2 separate regions of the Mus musculus genome follow, and region 1 is linked to region 2. Evidence: chromatin contacts called from ENCODE Hi-C or POLR2A ChIA-PET data. All regions are on one chromosome and are shown on one strand. The core of a region is the stretch at or near the end of the contact, and the rest is flanking DNA. Distances in the headings are between cores, read along the strand shown.

Region 1 (4,544 bases), core at 1,787-4,286, 33 kb after region 2:
AATCACATCTATCCATCTATCTATCTATCTATCTATCTATCTATCTATCTATCTATCTATCTATATCTATCTATCTATCTATCTATCATTTCTCTCTCATGTGGAAGTAAGAAGACAAATTGCAGGAGTTGATTCTCTCTTTCATACCAGGTGGGTCTCAGTTATTGAACTTAGTTCATCATGCTTGGCAGCAAGACCCTTTACCTGCTGAACCCTCTTGCTGGCCCAGGCAATTTTTACATTAGGCAAGGAACTGTACTAAGGTCAACATTTTGCAGTTTCAAAGCAGAACAACTCTTCTTCAGGTGAGACGGTATGCCAAGGCATCTCAACTTAAGAAACAGCAGATCCAAGGAGAGGGATGGGAATCACGGCTCTAACCACATGACCTCATCCCCAGGACACCTCTCTAGAATCTCTGAGGTGGCAACCATGGTCCCTTCTAGTGCTAGCCCCTCTGACTCTTTATTTCTCTGATGGCTTTTCAAAATTAAGCTCTGTTAACCCCTTTTCTCAGCCTTCCCCTGAGGTGCCCATCAGCTTCCTTGGGTGTGGTATCGCCAAGATGACAATGCTCAAAAGGTGCTCTACTGCAACCCCATGCCTCCCAGACCCCTGAGCAGGGATGGCACCCAGCCAAGGATCTACAGCAAGCAATGACAAATTGTTGGTAAGGTTATAGCTTTTATGTGCCCAGCTTTGGTACAGATGGAAGAAGGGGTAAAAGAGTGGGCATAGCCAAAGCCTTGCCAACAGGTGGAGTTGGTCTGGTCATGCCATGGAAAACCCACTTGAAGGTGGTTCTGTGAGCTTCCTGATGGAGCCTCAGAGAGAACAGGAGAATTGCCCCAGCTCTCAAGAAGGCGAATCTGAGACGGCTGTGGGCTGTTCTAAAGGCTGTCCAACCAGGGCCCTCCCTTCCCTGCTCAGAACTTACAGGCTCTCAGCAGAGCCTGTGGACCATGCAGTCTTTCTCCTGCCCCTGTGACCACTCTAAACATCTTTAAGCTGAGAATGTTCCTTTCCTCTTTGAGAGAAAAACAAAAACATTGAAGTTGTGGAGATCTGCCTGTTTCCCATTACAAAAGGCCCTGCAATTAATTGCATATTGTATTTCAGTCTGAAACTATTTGGATGTAAATCCTAAACAAGTGTGTCACTCCACAGAGGAAACTCCCTCAGGCCCAAATAGCACTTATCCGCAGCTCCAGATCATTCTAAGGATAAAGTCCAGACAGCATCCTCCTCAGTCTGGCTTATCTGTCTGCCAGAAGGTCAATCGATGGGTTAATCAAACAAACAAAAAGACAAGCTCAAGCAGGAAAAGTACTAAACAGCACTAAAAAAAAAAGAAGAAAGTCTGTCTTCATAGATGACAAATTCTTACAAAAGAAAAAGTGTGTCTGACTTGTAAAAGTTTATATTGAAAACAGATAGGAATGGAAGGATAACCCAGCAAGATGCCACTACAGTAGAAAGAAGGGGAGAGATGGTGGAAGAGATGAAAAAGAAACTGAGGGCTGGAGAAATGGTAACTATTAGCATTTTGTCTAAGCTCCGCCCCACAGTTACTTTGCAACAGTTAGCTCCGCCTCACAGTTATGTATGCCTGACTCTCTATAAAAGGGGCTGCTTGCAGGGCGGTGGTGGTGCACACCTTTAATCCCAGCACTTGGGAGGCAGATACAGTCGGATTTCTGAGTTCAAGGCCAGCCTGGTCTACAAAGTGAGTTCCAGGACAGCCAGGGCTCTACAGAAAAACCCTGTCTCAAAAAACCCAAAAAAAAAAAAAAAAAAAAAAAAAAAAAGGGAGGGGGCTGCTTGCTACCTCAGTGCTCTCTCTTGCTCTTGCCTTCTTGGTCCCTCTCTGTTCCCTCACCCTTTCCCCCCCCTCCCCATCCCCCTCCCTCCTATCTCTCCTCCAGCTCATGGCTGGCCTCTACTCCTCCACTCCTCTTCTCTACTCTCCGCCCTCTGCCTTTCTCTGTCTCTACTACCCTCTCAACTCCCCTCCCCATACCCTAAATAAACTCTATTCTATACTGTATCAGTCATGTGGCTGATCCCTCAGGGGGAAGGGATGCCTCAGCATGGGCTCTTGGAGACACTCCCTTCCCCCACACCTCACTACACATCCACCAAACTTTTTATAAACACATCGGTAACAGCTAGGCTCATAAACAAAAATATAACATAAATTTATCTGGACTAAGTTTGAACACGTATAGTTTTGTACATTTGACATTGGAACCAAGTTAATTATTTCCTGTAAATAAAAATTTAAATTAAATTAGAAAGTGTTGATACCACTAGGCTGAAGAGATAGCTCAGTGGTTAAGAACACTGTCTGCTCCTCCAGAGGATGGAAGTTCAATTCCCAGCACCACACGGTGGCTCACAACTGTCTGTTAGCCCAGTACCAGGGGTCTGGAACCCTACTCGGGCACTGCACATAGATACACACAGGTAAAACACTCCTAGATATAAAATAAAAATAAATCTTTTAATACCACTAAAATATCTCAAATGTATATGAGTCTTTAAAACTTGCTAATCGAAGGACATATGATGTAGGTGAGACACATACGTTGTTCTATAAAGTTCATGTCCAGTTTGCAGGTAAAAACATGTTATAAATGTATAAATGTATTTTGAGTCTAACCTGAAGTGGGAGGAAGCTGCATGCATATCAATTTTATTAACACCAGAAATAATAACATGTTGCCAAATATAAGCTTGTATCAATGCATCTATTTCTAGTGTACGGCAGCGATGTGTGTCACGATCTCGTCTAGTCTCCTCCTTTCTGCTTCCATGTCTCATCCATTCCCAGGCTGGTGGACTCCAGTTGCTTCTCATTTCTCAACACAAGATACCTGAGTCATGAGGCTCATAAAAAAGGTTTTAGTCTGGAAACGTGTTAGCACAGCAGACGCCAATACCCCTTCTCTGCGCCTGGCAGAGTCGTAACTCTGGAAGTTTGAAGAGCCACGAGGCCTCCCCATCTTCCCGTACCTCTAGACTGAACTCAATGGGATTTGAGTAGGAAGGTCAGAACTGTTGCGCAGCGACACCATTTCCTCTGCGCTGGAAGAATACACCCTGGAGTCCAGTTGAGAGCACTGAGCTCTCCAGAGGATTTGCTTGAAAGTACCAAATACTGAGCTTGTCCCGGGGTGCACAGCTCAGGATCAGGGCGCTGAGGGCTGAAAAAGGGCGAGCAGAATTAGAGGACTGGGGCATACTGGCATCATATGGCACCTCCATGCCAGGTCTTCTCATCTGTTCCTATCATTTAAGTGTCTGAACAGGGGCAGCTTCACTAATGAGCAGAAGCCACCACAGGAAGCTCTAGAGTCTTACACCAAACAAAGAATGGTTGCTTCCTGGCCCAGGCTCAGGGTTTCAGAGGTGCTTGTGCTGATTTCCACCGCTACATCCTATTGACCTCCAGGGGTCGCTGTTCTTTAACAACTCAAGGCCAGCGCTTGAACCAAGGTCATCTCCCAGGAGACAGGGACAAGAACACACAGTAAGAGCAGACAAGAACACACAGTAAGAGCAGAGGAAAAAACCTTCAGGATGTTGGCTCTGCCTAACTGTAACCCTGGACAACCAGCCCCTCCGGTGTTATAGCTTGGCCAGCCCCAACCTTACTCAGTACCCAACTTTGTCCTAGACTCAGGAATCTGTTCTATTGATTCAGGCCTTTCCCAGTGTGGCCTAGAAGAGATTCGCTCCCACACCCTGCCTGACACCCTGCCTGGCATTGAGATTCCATCTCCTTTTTGCCTGTTTTCTGTCTAAGAACTGAGGGACAGGGTGGCCTTAGTCACAGGTAGAAACAGCCACACAACAATTGGAGAGATTGTCTTGTTTTGTTTGTTTTTTGAGACAGGGTTTCTCTTTGTGTCCCTGGCTGTCCTGAAACTCACTCTGTAAATTAGGCTGGCCTTAAACCCACCAAGTGCTGGGATTAAAGGCGTGCACCACTACCTCCCTGCTTAAAGGAGGCTTTTCTTTGCCCTCTGGACCCCTGTCTCAAGGCCTACCTCTTCGAATCACTCCTGTCCTCTCCTGCTCTCTAAACAGCTTCCTCTTTCAGTTGGCCAGCCAGCCTTTCATTCAACAGCAGATGCCGCAGCCGCTCTCTGACACTTCACTTCCTGTAGCGACAGCTTTTTAACCCTCTGTTATTAAACCCTGTCTGGGGCCTCATTCTGAACTATAAACTCTCCAAGAACAGAGGCTGTATCTTGCTCCTTCTACAGCCCTGTCTCTGGGTGCAGGCTCAGTGACCCTGCAACAGCAAGTGGACAAACAGTCTGGGGAGGGGGGTATCGCTAAGTGCAGGCCTGGGAAGGCATCCAGCCAAGCCCCTTAACTGCTGGGTAGCTGTAGAAAGACTCTCTGTGAGCCCCAGGGCCCCAGACTACCTTCCTGGGATTGATGGGAGACTGTGCTGGTCAAGGCTGTTATTATGCTGGTTTCTCTAGGCAGAGTATGTGCTGGGGCTGCGGTGGGGAGGGCATATCCATTGTATT
Region 2 (4,675 bases), core at 400-2,899:
AGCCAGAAGCTGGAAAGAACCCAGATGTCCCTCAATAGAGGAATGGATACAGAAAATGTGGTACATCTACACAATGGAGTACTACTCAGCTATTAAAAACAATTAATTTATGAAATTCTTGGGCAAATGGGTGTATCTGAAGAATATCATCCTGAGTGAGGTAACCCAATCACAAAAGAAGTCACTTAATATGCACTCACTGATAAGTGGATGTTATCCCAGAAACCTAGAATACCCAAGATACAACTTCCAAAACACAAGAAAATCAAGAAGGAAGACCAACTCGTGGATACTTCATTTCTCCCTAGAATAAGGAATAAAATATCCATGGAAGAAGTTGCAGAGACAAAGTTTGGGGCTAAGATGAAAGGATGGACCATCCAGAGACTGCCCCACCCGGGGATCCATCCCATAATCAGCCACCAAACGCAGACACTATTGCATATGCCAGAGGGATTTTGCTGAAAGGACCCTGATATAGCTGTCTCCTGTGGGGCTTTGCCAGTGCCTGGCAAATACAGAAGTGGATGCTCACAGTCATCTATAGGATGGACCACAGGGCCCCCAATGTAGGAGCTAGAGAAAGTACCCAAGGAGCTGAAGGGGTCTGCAACTCTATAGGTGGAACAACAATATGAAGTAACCAGTACCCCCCAGAGCTTGTGTCTCTAGCTGCATATGTAGCAGAAGATGGCCTAGTTGGCCATCATTGGGAAGAGAGGCCCCTTGGTCTAGCAAACTTTATATGCCCCAGTACAGGGGAAAGTCAGGGCCAAGAAGTGGGAGTGAGTGGGTAGGGTAGCGGCGGGGGGAGGAGGGTATAGGGGACTTTTGGGATAGCATTTGAAATGTAAATGAAGAAAATATCTAATAAAAAAAATTCCAGTCTGGCCCAAGAAATTTTTGTAATCATACCCACACAGTTTTCAGTTTGGAACAGGATTCCTGCTCTCAATCCAATAGTTATGAGATGTGAAAGACAACATCCTCCCTCAAAAAAAAAAAAAAAAAAGTCCTTTTCTATTTTTCTATACAACTATCCTTTCCCACACCCCCATGGATGAAATTACATTATTTAATTCGTGTTTTACAACTATTTAAATGTCTCCTTTAAAAAAAAACAGAAAAGAAAAAAATGTTGCCTATTTTATAAAAGCTCAAAGAGGTTAAGGGCCCAATACTTTAACCAGGTCATATGAATTGAACATCAGATGCAAACATTTGGCTGCAATTCCTGATACTGTATTTCCTGCTGTGGAGAAATTAACTAAGGCACACTGAAGCCTGGGAAATGGATACTGCTGGTCTGTTCTGATTTCTTTGAGATATAATACTGTGCTGTTTTGCACCAAAATCTCCAGGCTCTCTCTCCCACTGATGGAAGCCAGGACAGACTCACAGAATGGCCAAAGAACTTCCCGCCATGAATGAGACTGAAAGGAAAAGGCAAAGTGCTGTGGAATTGGGGCTATCTTCTCAAGGGTACGGCGGCAAAGGTGAAGGGGCCCGCAGGGGTCCCGTGGCCCCAGCAGCTGGCTCGCCTGCAGATTCTAGTAGGAGGCAATAGCAAGGTCCCGCCCCCAGGGTAGCACGACCCAATCAGCAACAGGTATAGCGCTCTGGACCCGCCTCCGCCCCCGCGGCCATATAAGGCAGGGCCTGGCGGGCCTCAGCAACGCAGTAGTCGACAGACTTCAGGCTGGGGTGTGGAGCCCCGGCCACCGCCGCCACTGACGACCCCCGCCCCCCACATGCAGCGCCGCCCCTCTGTGGCTGCCCGTGAAGCAAGGCTGCCAAGCCCCGGCTCCGCCTGCCTCCCTCCTCGCGGCTTTCTGCGTCCTCGCCGAGCGGGCGCGATGCGGCTGGGCCCAAGGCCCGCGGCGCTAGGACTGCTGCTGCCGCTGCTGCTGTACGCCGCGGTGGCTGGCGCCAGCAAGGCGGAGGAACTGCACTACCCGCAGGGCGAGCACCGGGCGGACTACGACCGCGAAGCGCTGCTGGGTGTCCAGGTGAGGATACCAGGCTGGGTACCGCATCGCCATGGGCTTTGTCCTGTGACAAAGCGGGACGACCAGAGAGAGAGGCCTTAGCAAGAGCGGCCTGACAATGGGGTCCGGGCGGGGCTCAGCTTTCGCTCTAGGAGACCCTGAGGCCTGTAAAGCTGGTGGTACTGTTGCAGTTCCAGAACAAGATTCTTTCTATTCCTGGATCCAGGGACAGGATTACTTAGAGTGGTAGTGGGGGCGTATTGAAGAGAAGTGTGGGTCATCCTGAAACCACTGGGGCAAATGAGGCATGTGGTAGCTCTGTTTCCTTCCACCATCACGCCCCACTGATTGTAATGCTTGATTCTCCTGTGTGTGGTTTCCCTCCCAAAAGGAAGACGTCGATGAGTATGTTAAACTTGGCCACGAAGAGCAGCAAAGACGATTGCAGTCGATCATAAAGAAAATTGACTCGGACTCTGATGGCTTTCTTACTGAAAGTAAGGACTGACTTGCACCACCAACAATGGAGAAAGCCCTTTGTAGGAAATTAATGTACATTTAAAAAAAAAAAACTGTTGTCTATTGAATTCTAGTAGATTGCTGGTGTTCTAACAAGCTAAAAGTAACTGTGATATGGAAAATAGTTCTTATGCCTGGAAGGTGGGCTACAAGTAAAATCAGTGCTTTGATGGTATGTAAATGTTACTGGCCCTAAGAGAATAAGTTTGCCAGTCATACCTTGAGACAGACTCTTCCTCACATCACTTTTCTCATTGTCCATAGTATGGTTCATTTTAGAGACACTTGCCCAAACCTTTCTTAGCACATCACATGATACAACATTCCTTCAGTATGTAGGAATTTTAAGAATCTGCTTTTATTAGTTTATTATAACAATTAGCAAATAGAAACATCCCATCAAATGTGAATTATATCGAAACATTAAAAAAAATGGTGCTAATGGGGACTTAGAACCAGCTTATCTATCTCTTCATAGAGTTGAAGAAAGTCACATTCAGGAGGGAAAACCTTATTTTTAAATAAATGGCAAACCCAGGAGTGGAATTCAGCTCTTAGCCTTAATTCAATTTTTAATGTTCTTCATTCAAAACAAACAACAAAAGAGTGCTCTTAGGTATGTTCTTAGGCAGAAATGGAACGTACAGTGTAAAAGAATATTCTAAATAAATTACTAGCAATTTCTTCCTCAAGTGAACCTTGAATCTATCAGAATTCTACCTATACTATCAGGTATTCTGGGTTGATCTTTTGAAGGTTCAGAATCTGTCCTTGTGACAGCAAGCTGTTTGTGGTGTCTCTCCTTTTAGTGTTGGTCAGCATCCAGATAATGAAGTTACGGAACAGGGAAATGCTGTCAATAAATAGTCACATTGGTGCCCTCAGGCTTGTTCCTGTTAAACCATGATGAAATCTCTAAGCTAATAGAAGGATAGTGGTCTGCCTTGTTTACAAATGGAGTTGATCTAGAAGACTTTAGTACTTGTTGGGGTCTAGATGTGCTTAAATAGTCTGATCTTCATTTTATAGGTAAAGAGTTTGAAAGGTAAGCTATGGTTTAGGGCCAAGCTGCAATGTGAGCCTGTGCTTCTGGTCCCTGATACATTCTGCTTCCTACTAGGCTCCACTAAGTCCTTTAAGGTAGAAGAAACACTCGTTGTGCTTAAGGAAACACAAACCTCTGGAGGACCCTTAAGAGAACGTTACTGATTTGAGTTTTGAGGGCCAGAGCTTGGAGTCTAAAGCTGGGCCCAAAGGCCCTGAGGCACACTTAAACCAAAAAACGCAGACCAGCTTGGGCAATAAGGAGAGACCCACAACTTTAAAAATAGTAGACGTTCTCAAGAGGTAACAAAACACCATTGTTAGAGCTCTGAAGCCAAAAGCAGGTGAGGGTCTATAGACTCTTAGCTGTGAAACCTTGGGCCTTTCTGAACCTCAGTTTTATTAACTGAAATAGTGATGATTATAAGTTGGGTCAATGGATGGTTGCATAATAAATATTAGGGTCTTGGAGTGGGAAGTAGAAATCATCTGTGCGTGTCTATGTACCTGAGCCTTTATAAGCCAGCAGAGAAGCAGCGGTCTTTAGTCTCTTGATGCACATTACCTTTAAGCCAAGTGCTGTACACTCATGCTCTTCTTGCAAATATTCGTTGTAACCTCCTTACCTATCTTCTATAATGCAGTGTAATAATTGCCTCTACGAAGAAATCATGAATCTGAAAAGGGGCATTTGAAATTTTTGAACTTGTTCTCTATGCCTTCAGGCACCAAGAGAATACCGGCAGTTATACAAGAAGGACAGAAATTATCATTACTACTTTGTTGAAATTTCTTCCACATGCAATGATGCTTAACAGAACTATACTAGAGCAGTATTTCTCTGCCTTCAGGGGCTTGACTACTGTTCACGATTTAAACCATGTCTGCTAACACATCTTGATTAAGGTGTGGTGGGCCCAACTGCAATCAGTCCCAACTCTTGAAAGGCAGAGGCAGGAGGATTCTAAGTTTGAGGCCAGTCTGATCTATGTAAAAAGTTCAGGTACATAGCGAGACCTTGTCTTAAAAAAAAAAAAAATTTTTTAAAAAGCACACACTGTATGTGTATATAAAATATATATGTACATATATATTTTTTATTCAACTCATAAGTTAAAGAAAAA

Evidence for each region. A loop is a pair of places that touch in the nucleus more often than their neighbours do. ChIA-PET counts read pairs that join two places held with the same protein, here RNA polymerase II (POLR2A).
Region 1: POLR2A ChIA-PET joins it to region 2 with 47 read pairs in embryonic stem cell. The contact joins the enhancer-like site here to the promoter of Rcn2 in region 2. A Hi-C loop is called at or near these places in 1 of 37 maps with a recorded cell type or tissue (heart). POLR2A ChIA-PET finds 5 or more read pairs at or near these places in 4 of 5 experiments (Patski and embryonic stem cell).

What each region holds. Positions count from the first base shown.
Region 1 is chr9:56,071,960-56,076,503 of GRCm38, forward strand. No RefSeq gene overlaps it. Among named protein-coding and RNA genes, the nearest start is that of Pstpip1, 16 kb to the right of the region's middle. Within about 2 kb of position 3,037, at least 1 of the 3 ENCODE cell types and tissues checked has a DNase peak (open chromatin) inside an H3K27ac peak, as active enhancers do; it is heart, where a contact is called at or near this core.
Region 2 is chr9:56,040,196-56,044,870 of GRCm38, forward strand. It overlaps Rcn2 (reticulocalbin 2), which reads left to right and starts at 1,650. Exons shown (of 7, transcript NM_011992.2): 1 at 1,650-2,009; 2 at 2,380-2,485. The coding sequence starts at 1,857.